2 separate regions of the Homo sapiens genome follow, and region 2 is linked to region 1. Evidence: chromatin loops called from intact Hi-C (ENCODE). Cell type or tissue: Caco-2. All regions are shown on one strand.

Region 1 (8,000 bases):
AGATGAAGGAAAGAATGAGAAGGCAACCTTCATACAACTTTTGGAAAAATGACTCTCCATCTACAAATCTTCTCCATTCCTAAGATGCAGGAAGAACTAAAATTATACTAATCCTTACATTTCTAGTAATAAGTTTCAAACTGCAACTATTATTGGCTTAGACTCTGACCCCTTTAGAAAAAAAATACCAGGAAGCATTACTGTAAGGAGTAAACGCTGTGAAAATTTCTAGCTAAAAGAAGAAAAAAGTTGCTTTTGAACAATGCATTTTTAGTATTTACCAAAAGAAAAATAAACATTTCAAACTCAACTGCAAAAATCAGAGGCAATTTTTTAAAGCGGATATGTCTAAATATTACCATTTTCTCTCAGGAAATATTTCTCAAAAGGACCTTATGAAAAATAAATATCCTAACGTATGTGGAAATGCACACACATGGCCTCAGCAGTGGGATTAGAAGCTTTTCCTGAGCTTATCTGAATAGTGACAGCAATACATTTTTCCCTTTGCTGGTAAGCACCTCAGTACTTCCTTTCTCGATCTCATTCTCTGAGTAGCCTGCACACCTTCATCTGATTTTGGAGGGCTGAATTTAAGGGCTTAGAGTTACTGACAAATATTATTTTAAGTCTCCTTTTTTGCCATATGCTAAACATATGATTTCTGATTTCAGCATTAGGGAGCAAGTATGAAATGTAGTGAGAAAGAAAAAGGAGAACAATAGAGATATTTTTTCTTTCCTCATTAGCCAGTATAAATGAACTATCTCCATTTTCCTCTCTTAAAATGTTTTCCTTTGACAACTTTCCTTCCCCTACTCGGTCTTCTTAAGAGAAAATATCATAAGGTATTTCTAGAGAGAGTTACTATTTGTTAGGCTTCACACATAAAGCTGATTGTGAGATGAGAAATGAAGGCAGCTCCCTTTGAGTACATAAGAACTAGAAGGCAGGAGCTACTGAATACGAATACGGTTTTTTGCCTTTTTCTATTTGATTTAGAATGGATACAAGCGGCCTCTAGGACTGATTCATGGAAGGTCAGGCAGAGTCTCCCTGGATGCCTGGAAAATTGTTTCTCTGTTTCCAGGACCAAAGTCTGGCCGCCTCATCTGTGAAATGGGAACAGTGTCTCCAGCATTACAGAGCTATTGTGGGGATTGAAGTGATGCCCCTAAAACACTTAACCCAAATGGCTGGCACAAACAGGCATTCAACAAACACTAGCTATCATTGGTTATCAGTTTGATGACATTCTGGATTTTTGTGTGTGGGGGGTTGTTGTTATAAATTACCTAAATCAGTCTAAATGTGAAAAAAAAGAACATGTTATTAATTTCAGCAGATACTGATTTAGGATTTTCTAGGTGCAAAGCAAGGTGTTAGCAGTTGTGGGGCATCAAGGTGACATAAGACCCAGTCCCTGCCCTCAATCCATTAGCCTTACTGACTAAGTGGGGTGTTTCTAAACCTCCTTGTTCTTCAAATAGGTGGTTCTGAGATTCCAAACAATTCTCTTCATCTATGTGGGCCCCAATGTCTTCTGAAAAGAGTATGTGTTCAACTCAGAGGTGGAAAAGAAGAACAGCAGAACTTGTCACTCAGGCTGTGGTTTAGAAACATCACCCAGTAACTTTACTTGAAGCTTAAACTGAGACAGTTCAGATTTTTGGCTAAATTTGCGGGAGGCATTTCTTTTCATTATCACAAAGTTATTACCCTTAAGTGGAGCTTTCATTTTTCTATAATTACGGAAAGAACAGGGTGACCATTGCTAAATTTATGCAATGGAATTAATTTATTTTACCTTTTTCATGACAAACTATCAAAATCAAGTTGATGGAATAATAAAACATATTTAAATTTATTTTTAAAACTCTTGTCATTGCAAATATCTGGTAGGAGCTGATCCATTAGGTCTGCTGAACATGCTTTGGGAGAAGGGCTCTCGTTCTAGGCTATTTTTACTCCCATATGGCTTACCTTGGGAGTGCTCAGCATATTGTAGGCACTTAATGAGCGGTAGCCAACTTTATAATCAATTAACTAGATTGGCTTATTTTTAAATTGTCTACCACTTTCTGAAAACAAAACCTCCTCATCTCAATTTAATAAAGACTTACTGAGCATGGCAACATGGCAAGGCATCAGAATTCCAACTGTAACAAACTGATACCTTGAAAGGGTTCTAGCATTGCTAATCCAAAACGTATTTGCCACGAGATTATTTAGCCAAAGAAGGACTTAGAAGAGGCAATAAATGATACGTGGGATACCATAACTATTGCTAAAAGTGACTCTAAATTCGTACCTAGTAAGTTTGGGCAGAGTGGTTGTTCAAGCATTAGTATCCTGTAAGGAATGGACAAACAGGCTAACATTAGATAACACAAGTCACAGTTATTTTTGGGAGTAAGGAAATGTTGGTACCCTTTTGTCAATACCCATTTAATGAGGGAGACTATAATAAAGGAAAGTTTTAGATAAATTTCATTAATTTTAGTGGGCAGAAAAAATAAATGCTGAACTATTTATTTCTACAGGTTATAGTAACTATTCTGGAAATTTTTAAGACCAGATTGAATACTTGATTTTCCACGATAAGGACAGAGAGCATCTCAGTGATTCTCTTTTAACAACAGTGTAGTTCTCTGCACTCAATCAATATTTGGCTATATCTATTCCCAACTGGCAGTCAGTCTGGTTTGTGTATTCCCCCATTTTATTATATCTTTACTAATCACTATTTAGTGGAGGACAAAGAGGCACTACAATATTTGAAATGAGAGTGATATTAAAGCATTTGACCACCAGTGCAGCTTTTCATATATACAGCCATAAAGTTGAAAAATATTATTCTCAAAATAAACCAAATTACATGTCATAAAATTGCCTACCAGTTCATTGAACCATTCGCACACTTTCTAAACTGCTTATTAACTTTAAAAAAGTTATTCCCTTTTGTTTGATGTGTCTGCCAGAAGTTGACATAGGGAGCTGCCGTAAACTTTTCCAATGACTTCCCCCATTAAACTGAAAGTCATTAAGTCTCAAGTTTCTGGCACTTTGTCCTAACCAGAGCAGAACTGTGTGAGGTGCCTCTTTCTCGTGGCCAAGTAGCACTTTGATATCAGCTCTTCCCACATGAGGTGGGTCCTCAGAGTATCCACCTCAGACCTAATCACTCCTGAGGATCACCTGGGTGCCCCACATAGCCCTACAGCCACCTCTGCTTCTGCCTTGGTCTGCCCAGCAGTTGCCTTTGACTCCAGTGTCACCTCTTCCAAACAGTATCATTAGATGACTCAATGTTTCAATAAAAATATAATTTATAGGTACCAGCCAGCATCAATGCAGTTCAATATTTTAACAACCAGTACAACTATGTTGGGTATTTACCAGTTGAACATCAGCCTTTCCAGACATTCTGCTGATAAAGAACAGAGAAAAACCAAACATTGGACCCTAAACACTAGTAAACAGAGATTAACACATACTTCTGAAAACTTTAGAAATGAGACCTAATCCAGCACAGGAGAACCACAGACATGAATGCAGAGAATGAGAGAGGCTTTGTACAAAGTCATCAGGAGCAAAGTTGCATCTCCTCCTCCCATTCCAGCTCTTTACTCAGGTCATCAGGACTCTAACTGGCTTTAAGAGGAATGCTTTGAGCCAGAATCTGTCAGCTGCCTTTCTAAGTAGAGCAGGTGGGGTGGGGAAAGAAGGTAGATAATCCAGAAAGCTAACAAACAGCAAGAAATTGGTGGGATTCTTTCTCTTTTATCTGACGCTGTGTCTGCTGACAAGAGAAAACCAAAAGTGTAGAACTTTCTAGATAAGGACCCCAACATCCTTTAGATTGCCAACATGAGCATCATTCTTTTTGTTGCCAGCGTCCTATTTACATTAAGTATCCACCACTTTCAAAAACAATCCCATACATCATGCAGACTCCAAAGGCAATGTTTGTGCTGCTGGTCCTAAAGTTGCTTAAGGAAAAAAGCAGTTTCTGTTGCCCTAGATAGGCAGCACTTTAGGCTGCAGTTTGAGAAATTAAATGTTCACGGCCTTTGGCGCTTCCAGTTCCATTTGGAAAAGGACACAAACCTGGCATTTGGAAAGCATTTGCTCTCCATTAAACTTACCGAACCTTGACAAACCAGAAGGGCCAAGAATTAGTCTGCCACTGGCCAAGGCTGGACTTTCCAAAACTGATAACAGCAATGAAAACAATAGCACTGCCATTTATAATCTTCAATGGGATTCTGTCAAATTTTAACCCAAAAGGATCTCACAATCTGAAAAGAATCTCAAGCTTTGTTTTATAGGAAAAGAAGAAAATGTTTGAGCACAATCTCTTTTTCTACTGCTTCATGCTCAGAATTGCCCTTTTAGCCATAGAACAAAATGTGAATGTCTCCACCTCACCTTCACTTTGTGCTAGGGTAAGTTTACTAAGGTGACATTCAAGGACTGGGGAAGACATAGGAGGAGGAGTGAGTGGTCATTAGGTCAGAAGTGTTCCACCAGCCAAATGTCAAGTTCCCTAAACTGTTAACAAAGTGAAGTTAACACCAGCCCAGTCTCTTTGGCCCTGACAGCATCTAACCTGCATTCATTAGCACAAACCACAAAATTTAGTAGGGCAGGAATTTTCCCATTCTTTGGCCTAAGATAGAACTCAAGTCACGATGCACAAAACATTTGATCTGCTTTACTAATATATGGCATCATCTGGTTTGTATGATTCCCTATTTGGAAACAGAAAATGGGACTTAAGATAGCTTGGAAACCAAGAATTAGGATTCTTCATTTCTAGCCCTATATTTTCACTACTAATTGGCACAGCCCACATTGGATTACAATAAAAATCATGACTGATTTGTTAAGTGTCAAAATTTCACTCCCCATCTCCAACATTTATAACGCTAAGTACATTTACAAACAGCTCTTTAAGTGAATCAACCCCCACTATAAAGCTTGCAAGACAAGATAAACATTGAGTCTCTACTATGGGCAAGGAATGAAGGCAAGCTGGTGAGGTGAAGTAAAAGTCAGATATATTCTAACCCTGACTAAGCCTTTCAACTGCTAATACTAATCAGGGTTACTCAAGAATTTTCTAAGCATGAGGTTGATGCATTCTCTCTGTGTTCTGTATTTCAAGATGGGAGACAGAGTAGGAGAGAAACAGTCAAGAGAAGATAGATGAAGGGAAAAAGGTGAACACTCACACACTAAATAATAATTTAATATACACTTACTTAAAAAAGCAGATGAATCCTACCTCGGAGATGCCAATTCTGCAAGCAAGGCTGCCAATCATGTGCCCCAGTCATCAAAAATAATATCCTTGGAGTGGAAATCCCAGCTGTATACATTTTACTTTCCCTACAAAATGCTTCATTTTTTCCAAACAGTTTCCTCCTTCCATGTGGTTGCCCAGACCAATTCGTGTGCTTATTGGCATGTTATGAAACATGGAAACAATTAGAAACCACATTCTAGGGAACTAGAATGACTTGCTACAGAATCAATGAACTACGCAAAACTTGAGAGGATTTGGCAATAAAGATGGAAACTAGGGAAAAAAAACCACTAACAGTATTTCATATTACACAGTACATTCTACAACAGCTTTAAACTGATCTGTGTGTTTCAGCAGAACTCATGCTTTCCCTTCAAAATCTCCAGCTTCTATCATTGTTTTTTTGTTTTTGTTTTGAGATGGAGTTTCACTCTTGTTGCCCAGGCTGGAGTACAATGGTGCAATCTTGGCCCACCACAACCTCTGTCTCCCGGGTCAAGCGATTCTCCTGCCTCCGCCTCCTGAGTAGCTGGGATTACAGGCGTGTGCCATTATACCTGGCCAATTTTGTATTTTTAGTAGAGATGGGGTTTTTCCTTGTTGGTCACGCTGGTCTCGAACTCCTGACCTCAGGTGATCTGCCCGCCTTGGCCTCTCAAAACGCTGAGATTACAGGCGTGAGCCACCGCACCTGGCCCGTTGTCTTTGTATTTCTTTATATACCCTAATGAAACTCATATGAAATATTCAACTTATACTTTTCCTTCAGGGTTGATAGCTGAATGTATACACCAGGCAAAGAGTCTTCTCAGTTAAGATTGGAATTCTTTAAAGGCCACATTTGAAGGGAAGTAATAGCATTTGAAAATCAAAGAACTCATGTTTTCAAATAATCAACTTAAGTCCTAAGTCATAGTTCACACTTATAAGGGTTTCTTTAGCCATGCAAACACTAAGAATGATCAGTTCTCAAAACAGATGCTAGTGAAACTTCTAATACCTGCTAAGGAATCCAGAAGCCTTTTGTCTCAGTGAGCTGTTCTAACTCACCAAAGGTATTAATACAAGCGCTGTTGATAAACCTCAGACCTGAGCGACAGCTTAAGAGTGAGCCAGCCAGGCACGGGCTGGCTCAAGCCTGCAGTCCAAACACTTTGGGGGGCCAAGGTGGAAGGACTGCTTCAGGCCAGGAGTTTGAGACCAGCCTGGGCAAAAAAGTGAGACTCTGTCTCTACAAAATCTAAAAATTAGCTGGGGGTGGGTGCTGTGCACCTGTAGTCCCTGCTGTTCAGGCAGGATTGCTTGAGCCCAGAAATGTTAGATTACAGTGAACTATGACCACACCACTGCACTGCAGCCTGGACAACAGAGTAAGACTCTGTCTCTAAAAGAAAAACAAAAACGAGTGAACCAGGCTGTGGCAAAACAGAACGCTTGAAAAGAGAGATGGGCTCTAAGGCAGGACAATTTCGTAGCACCATAAAATAACCAAAAAAGGGGAGAGGGGATGTAAAACTGAACAATAAGGAAACGTATCTTCAGTGGCACTTATCACTACATGTAACCCATGTCTATATCACTTATGATTTTCATGTTGTATTATAGTCAATGTAGCAGCCGGAATGTTCTATTTTGGTCTGTTCCCCGGCTGATCTCTATTCTGGAGATCCTGTCCTGGGGGAGAGCAAGTAGGAAAGAATCCCATGGTCTGAGCTCCTCTCTCCTCTTGAATAAAATGCATGGGTGTGCCACACTGGGAAACGTGGGCATAATTAACCATGTTCAGGGACATGGAGAGGTTGGTCAGGATTCATCGTCAACCATAGAGAAATAAACTCTTTTCATTTGGGAACACAGAGTGAATTATTTGGAGGCTATCTTTTGGGGAAACTGAAGTTGTCACTGTAAAGCCCCCAACTTCTTTACCAAACAATACCATTTGAGACTCACTGAGCCACCTTGCCACATCCTTTATCTCAGTCAATACCCACAATAACCCTTCCGCATAATCCAAAAAAGGAAAAATGAGAATTTGAGGAGTCAAGTAAACTTGCTCATTGTCACACAGCTAGTAGAGGCTAGAGTTGGTATTTGAACTCAGACATCTGACTGCAAAGTGCCCTACTTGGAACTGTCCCATAGCTGTCCTCTCTCATGGTGGTATCCCCATGCAGTCCTGCGTAATATCAAGCTATCTTCTCTTCTCTTTCCTTTTCTCCCCTCTTCCCTGCTGCAAATCTATGGTCAGTGGCAGTCTAGCATACTTCTAATTCACAGCAGCATTTACAAGACGCACACATATTTTCTTCATGTACCATAGGAATGAATATTATTTTAAGAACCTGAGCCTTAATCTAAATAATGACATTTCAAGCTTCAGCTCTTGGAGAGGTAATTTGTTTACGTTACCTGGACTACCTCCCTTTATGAGGAAGACTGGTGCCACTTCCCTTCATAGGGCCAGGCTAGTTCCAATGTCTGCTTTGAAGTTGGCTGCTGGGAATTGAAAATTCACTGAGTCCCAAGGTCAGCCCACAGAACCCACCACGTTCCTGAAGTCTGGAGCTATAGATTTCACTAACAACTCACCCCTAGTTATAACATTGTTTTTATAGTGAAAGCCAATTCCAGCTCTTGTTTGGGAATCCAGGAATGCCTTCTCCTTTCTTCCCGCTACTTTAGGTAAAAG
Region 2 (8,000 bases), 82 kb after region 1:
AAACCTACCTTTTATAAAGAAGAATAGCAATGACAATGCAGATGATAAAGACCACTGCAAGGACAGGACCTACAACCCAGATCAAGCCTTCTTCTTCATCCGTGATTGGCTGCGGATCCAGATCCATTGACACCACGGGGTCGGAGTAAGGGCTGGTTGCATACATCTTCTGAGGAAAAGCAGAGTCTATTTCAGTTATAAAATAATGACTTTCTAGATAAGTACCTTTAACATTAGAAGAAGCAAAAAATCCAGGAAATAGTGGATTTAATGATAAGTGTGTGATGCAATATTAGCAAAACAGAGGGGAGGGGAGAGGAGAATAAAGAAAAGAAAGGATGGAAGATGTTTTGTAATACAAATTTCCTTATAGAGTGAACTATTTTATAATAAAATCATTTTGATAGTACAAATTACTTCATAGACACTTTTTATTGGGCTTTCTATATGGTGTATTAAATGATCCTATGAAGCGTAAAGTACCAGTAATTAACCAGTTGCAAAATGTTTAATGAACATTTACATTGTGCCAAGGCGTTAGGTGCTGTGTGAAAATCAAGAGAAAAACTAGAGTTCTAGCCCTCAAGCCATTATCATACAGTTAAGGAGACCAAAGTACATATTTACAATGCAAAATAAGTCAGTATTTAATTAAATGTGAATATCGGTAGTCATTAGTACTACTGTGCTTCTTAGTGCTTGGTACTACTTAATACTACTGCATATTAGTTAGGAAATGGAGGCCAAAGCATGAACAAATAAAGTCTACAATTTCAAAAGAGAATTCCACAGTTCAAATTACAGATGCGAGATGTACAGAATTGATGATATGGCTTTATAAAATATAGAATTTTTAGAACTTAAAAGAATTCAGCAGTTCTCACTTAGTTTTATTACAGTTATTGCTCAGAGATTGGTATGTTTGTTCTCAATAGACAACTGATAATATACTTTTTAAGAATACAGTTACTTGGAGAAGAAATGGACTAAATATCGATGATTTTTATTTCTATGATATCCGATCCCATTTAGTTCTGTCCTATTTTAGCCTATATTAGGAAAACATCTTCTTGGCTCTACCTGCCCCCTTCAAGGCCCTATCTTCCACTTTCCAATCCAACAGAAACTAATCCATATCCACTAACTGCCCTGCTTCTACCACTCACTCCTCATCTCTTCTCACTCCAAACCACCATTGGTCCTATTTTTTTTTTTTTCATTTGCCAAATCTAATTGCCTTTATTTACTCTTTACCTTTCTAGACAATTTTTCCAGATTTGCCTTCTTTAAAACTTTTATCTCTGGCTCTCTCAATTTTGAATTAAACCAGTCCCATCCTCATCTTTCCAACTGCTCATGCCCTGCTGAGTTAATTATCTCTGACTCCATCCTATAGACAAACATTCTTTTTTTAAAAAAATTTTTTTTATAGAGATGGGGTCTCACCATGTTTCCCAGGCTGGTCTCGAACTCCTGGTCTCAAACAATCCTCCAGCCTTGGCCTCCCAAAGTTCTGAGATTATAGGTATGAGCCACTGTGGCTGGCCCTGAACCCGTATTCTTAAGTTCTATTCTCTACTAGCATCTCTTGTCCTCTCTTATCTGGCAAGGTCAGCCCAAGCTTTAACTATCAACCTCCATGCAGAATCTGTCTCTTCATTAATGTTCCTAAACTCAGATACTCTATGAAATCCCAGATCTTCATTTCCAATCATTTCTAGAGACCCCTACATATATGTTCAAATTAGTATGAGTTTCTTAATTTTTCCCAGATCCTTCTTCCCTTCCTCCTCACTTCCCAAATTCTCTCATCCTCTCAGTATCTAAGAATGGATACTGATTTTACCTTACAGAAAAAAGGAATAGAATGGAAACACTGATATTAGCTAATCAGTGTCCCCCAGGTCCATCTGCTCTTCTTCTAGTCTCATGAGTGCCACTTTTCTTTAGGCCCTTACTTATGTGCTCCTAACTATACCAAGAGCTTCTTCCTTCCTCTCATAGTCTCCACTGCTGCTAGAGGTATCATCCTAAACTGCAACTATAAAGCCTTCAAGAGGCTCTCTCTTGATTCCCAAATAAAACGTAGATAACTTAGCATGGTTCTCAAGGGCATCCACAATTTTACTTTAAACTTGCTTACGACACACAACACATTCCATCACAGTGGGCTTCTTGCTACTACTCCCTAAAGGCTCTATTCTTGTTCCTCAACTCCCTCACAAGTTCCACAACATTTAGCTCCTGAAATTGAACAACTCTCCAGGCCCCCACTTGAATACTGCCTCCAATGAAACCACCTCTTTTTAATTGACTGGCAGTGATCGGTCATTCCCCTCTACTAAAAAAACCAAAAAAGATAAAAATAACACAGCTAAATTTTTATTTAGTCCTTGTTTTTTTAAATGGTACTCACCAAACTGTATTTTGGCTTTTTATTTGTATATATACTTCATTTTCTTTGGCGAAACTACAGACTCCTAGAAGGTAGGGATTTATATATTATTTGTGTTTATATGCTTAAAGCAGCTAGCAATGAACCTTGTACTTAGTGGGTTCTCAGCAAATCTTGGCTGAATAAGACAAAAAATGTTCATCTTTTCAAATGGCTGAAATTGTCAAGACATCAGTATATATGCTCACTTTTCATGATTGGTACATATATTTAAATGTTTTAACCTGCATCTTTAAAAAATTTAGTTTATGGCATCTATTCTGAATTTAAGTACAATGAGCTTGGCCATCAAGCAGGAGAACAGATGTTCCACTGAATGCTTGTATACTACTCTTCTCTCTCATTTTCGTCATTGTGCCCAGGAAAGAGACTGACTAGATTTGCAGATTTTCTAACGCATTACAAGAAGATAAAAACTCAGTATATATGTCCAAGCTTCTCAGAGGCAGCCAAAAAAAAAAAAAAAAAAAAAAAAAAGATGTGTATGGTATGAGGATTGACACAAAGGACTTGGCAAAGAACTATATATCTAAGAAACATGATTTTTTATATAATTGTTTTGGTTTATGCTTTACCCACTCCATTTTGTAGGTGATGTTAAAACAGTTTCATAGACAGAACTAGGCAATACTGTCTCATTTGAAATTCTTTACCAAGAACCTTTAAGATAATAATCACGGTCCATTGAGATGGAAGTCTAAGCACAGGTTTTCCCAAAGAACATAGATTTCCAACCCATTCAAGAAACAGAGACATATGAAAATGAAAAGAAAACAAAATCATAAAATGATACCAGCCTAATGAAAAATATAATTTCTTGTGCGTGGCAATAAGAGATTAAATTTTGGATAATTCCAAACCAGTTATCTGACATTCTTAATATGAGACAAAGGATTAGGGGATAGCTTGTGTCTTTGAGAGGGACGGAGAAGTATTTTCTCTTTGCAAATTACCAGTCTACCCTTGGAACATTGTTATAAACTGATATGGAAATTTGAGGCTTACACAAAGGCTTTATTACTGCAAAATGACTCTAGCTGGATACAAGTCTCTCCTAGGCCTGCAAATATTTATGATATATAAAGAAAATAAATATCATAGATATTTGAAAGCAATGCTGAGAAAGATGATAGAATAAAGGGGCAACTTCATTAACAAATTTGGAAAAAATTCTTGATTCTGTAATTAATAAACAGATGACATACTAAAGAAAGGGGCAGACTCTTTATCAGTTGTGACACATTTAAAACACTAGCGGAAGACATCAGAAACCACAGTGTGTAGTTCAGTGGTTCAGTCTGCAGGATCGAATGAGATTTCTCTTCTTTGCTAGATTCTCTGATCTACCTCAATGCTCTAAGTATGCTTTTTGAAATGTTCCTAGAGCTATTAAAAGAAATTTCCTCTCAAATATTTAAAAGTCATTTTTGAATAAAAGAAAAAGATGATTTCTTAACATTCCATTCCCTTGATGTTCTGCCTTAAAACCTTCAACTAGAAAGAGAAAGCATATCTGAACATTAAAATTCCAGGAAGGCCATTACTTTGTTTTCAAATGACATTCTGAGCACAAAGGTAAACCAGGCAGAGAGGCTGCCTTTGTGTTTTGATTTTCCACGGGGGAATTCTTTCAGTCACTTGAAGAGAGGCCCCACTGTACACACTAACACCTGATGTGGAGAAATCTTTGATACATTGTGAGCTGCTTCTATATGGGAAATGACTGGCTCAACTGGGTTGCCACACCTGTCATATTTAGACACCGATTAGAAAACGAAGTTTATAATATGTATATTAAATGTTCATGTGTACTGCCACTTCAAAATTCACCCCCTGCCTATCTACAATATCTCTCCCCTTTTTTTTTTTAAACATTCAAAGTAACTGAAGCATAAAATGACATATAAGCAAGATGGATTACATAAAAGAAGAAAACTCATTATTTAGAATACCTTAGGAATTCTCTCTTTTATTAAATTATTTTCTAACTTTCTTGGCTTTTCACTGATACAGTCACTCATAAATTTCTACAATTAAAGAGGCTGCTGTATTTGCCTCTTTCTAGATAGACCTTCCTCATGAATCCGGGTAGAGGCACTGTGGTCTCACTTGGCAGATATAGGAGAATAAATACAATCACCCCCAAAGTCAGTATTTTCAGAAATATGCCATGTTGAATGGCCAAGCTTGTGAGTTCCCATTGCAATCACAGGGGCTAATGTCAACCAGGTATTATGCAACAGTCTCCTTTTTTGGACAACAGTCATTTTGAAAGGATGATGGAAGGAGATTGTAAGCAATGATGGTTCTAACACCATGATATTTGTGTTACATCAGAAGGTATCAAGAACCATGTCCTATCGATCTGGAACTTCATAAACTAGAGGGCCACCTAAATTTCCTTCATCAGAGACATAGTCTCATTTGTAATGCAGTCTCAAGGAGTATATTGAGCAATGTTCAAAGAGTAGGCAGCCTGTTATTACACTTAATAACAGTTCATGAGAAATAATGAGGATGGATATACCCACAAATCCCCAAATAACCACATTCCAGTGAAAATGTATAAGCGTACCATAGGAAACAGATGCCATCATAATTAACTTACAGACTCTGCATGTTCCATTACTGCTAACACAAAGAAGACATATTCTTGACCACTTTGGAGTTGCTTGTTTGTAAATCCACCATAATGCTTGTCATCCCCCAGGGTGAACTCAGTGGGAAGGACATCAAAGTGAGCGGCAATATATGGCTTTAATTCAACTTCTCTCCCATAACGGATGCTTCTGCGCTTCCTAGATATCTCCTTAAGCAGCTTAAGGAAAAAAGTGGGAAACAGAAAAAGAACTGTAAATAATAACCCAGCTTATTGATAATTTAATGAGATAAATTAATTCAGAACTGGGAACAACCCAAATGCAATTTGTTCACATTTCATATAGCACATCAGCATCACTAAATCTCAGTTCTCTCAATATTTCAAATGCTTCTCTTCCTGTTAAGGTAGAGGTAAGATACTGGACTGCTCTGACAAGGTCTAGGCTATAAACACAGGGCAATGAGGTCCTTTGCTGTAGCTCATTTCATTTCCTACACTAATGAAATTCTCTCAAAGTGCATCATAACTTGTCTAAGGAAAAAAGTCAGCTTGATTCATAAAAGCCTTGCCCTGCAGGAGATTTATTAAATAAGTATTAACCTCAGACAAAGCCATCTAAATCTTTAAATATAGCCACATTTTAGAAGAGGTTAGTGCCACTTTAGATTGTTTTGAGTAATGAGATAACTCATATGATACAAATTCCCTCAAATCAGCAGAAGCAGAATCCAATAAACAATTTTTAATATACACATATTAAATAGACATTGTTACTCATTTACCAATTTCTGACTTGACTTAGCTCCCTGGTTAGGCAATTAGGGTGCACTTCCTTACACTTTATCATGGAGTCAACTTTTTCTAGAATTGACCTCTCTTGGGAGTGTGTATATATTGCCAGATAATATAGGCAAGGTAGATGAAAATTAATTTTAGTACTGCCCTGAAGAAAACACACATGCACATGTATATACAGATGCTTCATGTATTTCTAAAGAAAAGAGATAGAGTTTATTTCTGGATAACCTATTATTTTTCATTGACTCCTTCATTACGAGAAAATCATACTAACAGTGGTTATGAACACTGATTTCAAAGTTACCTTTGACTTCTCCAATTAAAATTGGTATTTCACAGGGTTTAACAAGGGAAAGGTCTGTATTAGTCTGGGATGCCTGTTGATGTAAGCAGCAGTCTTTTCGCCATTTTCTTGGGAAGAATTTTTATTTTATTTATTTTAATATCTATGTATTAATAGAAAAGTCTATGTATTTGAGGACAAACTGGAAAAAGGAATGAACCTTGTCTTCACCTTGATAAACAAAATTAAGATACTTATGGAAACAGTGCAGCAAAACTATTTACTAGCCCTGTTTTTGTAAATAGAAATGATCTAGTAAGAACCAAAGTGTGATCTCTACTTAGTAGAATGAGAGCCTGGCATGATCAAGGCTAGGCTTCTGTGATAAAATGGCTTCAGACTGTATATATGATAAACACTGAATTCTTCCATTAGGAATTTGATCGTACGTTACAGTCCCTCCTACACTGGGAGTAGTAAATGTGTTCAGCTGGTTCAAAATTGTATCCTAAAAATGTAAAAAACCAGTTTTTCAGTTACAGGAAAATTTTGGCCGACATTATTTTTCAATAATATTTAATTTATAACGTGCTAAAATTTTCTGTGAATTTAAGTTTATTGATGCAATTAAAATTACATGAAATGTAAGCTGTTTTAGGAAAACCACGGTAGATTGGGCATCACTTGTTTAGCAAAATTGGACCATCCCATAATAAATTCAGTTATGCTGATCAATTATGCACCAATTGGCCAGTAAAAACACAAGGCCAGAAAGGTAGCACTATCTTTTAATCTTGTTGTCAAATTTAGCTTTACTTATAATACTGATAATTATAACAATAATAGTTTTCATTTATTAAGCAATTACTGAGTGCCAGACACTGTTCTAGGGATCCTAAACATGCATTAGCTCCAATTTACTCCTCGTAATAACCCTATAAGGATGGCTAATATTATCCTCATTTTATAAATGAGGAAACTGAGGCACAATAGAAGAAAGTCTCAATATATAATTAGACTCAATTACTGAAATAAAATGAAATTCCATGTTAGAGATTTTTTCAACTATAATGTAATTTACTTAATGATTACACAATATCATAAGGAAATATAATGTTTAAGCTCTGATACTCTAAATTGTTCTAACTCTGTGTATTTATACATATAATTTTTATGTATCTGCTTACATCAAGGCAGATGAATGTATTATTTCTTTTTTCTTGATTCTTTTCATATGCTAATTAAAAAAAATCCGATACCAAATATTTAATGAAGTATTATAATTGAAGCATCATTACACAGCTTATTGTTGATATGTAGTTAAGGACAGTAGCCTATTACACCAAGAAGGAAAATGCACTGCAGAGGTGCTGAACAGTTTTTGAAGCTGGGTAATCAAAAACATTCATCATGAGTTGTTTATGTGACTGTGTCCCCTCTTCTACTTCACTGATCAAACCCTACCTTGGTTTTATTCATACTGCAGATGTAGTTAATAGTCGCAATTCATCCATATCATTGTCATTCCCACAAGCACTTTCTGCTAGGGTTTCTTTAGAAGACTTATAGGAAGTAATTCACAATAAAATATTTGAGCTTTTGGGTATTCTTAGACCCAATGCAGTCATTCATTAAAGTCAAACCTGGAGCATCACTCTGCCCCTTTAGGTTGCTCTAATCTCTGCAGGATGCTTCCTGTGTTACACGTTAAATGGTTCAAATGGGCTCAGATGACACCAAAGTCAGCCAGCATGTTGCAGTTACAACCACAAATGACCACATTATTTTACAACAAGCCTTTGAAGTACAATGCAGTGAAAAGCTCATGATCTATTACATGACCTGCTCTGAATTAAATATCA

The links. Peaks named below come from ENCODE experiments on the same cell type or tissue, not always from the same donor. Only the 100,000 strongest peaks of a DNase experiment are listed, where the experiment ranks them.
Region 2: it touches region 1 in a loop (4-fold over the local background); 2 of 110 quality-filtered maps call a loop at or near these places.

Annotation. Positions count from the first base shown.
Region 1 is chr9:8,378,818-8,386,817 of GRCh38, forward strand. The region is part of intron 37 of PTPRD (protein tyrosine phosphatase receptor type D); the gene reads right to left. Among named protein-coding and RNA genes, the nearest start is that of PTPRD-AS1, 480 kb to the right of the region's middle. In Caco-2, no CTCF peak of the experiment used is centred here; DNase peaks (open chromatin) are centred at 3,184, 3,644 and 4,164.
Region 2 is chr9:8,460,403-8,468,402 of GRCh38, forward strand. It overlaps PTPRD (protein tyrosine phosphatase receptor type D), which reads right to left. Exons shown (of 46, transcript NM_002839.4): 32 at 5,064-5,273; 33 at 9-169. Among named protein-coding and RNA genes, the nearest start is that of PTPRD-AS1, 390 kb to the right of the region's middle. In Caco-2, no CTCF peak of the experiment used is centred here; no DNase peak of the experiment used is centred here.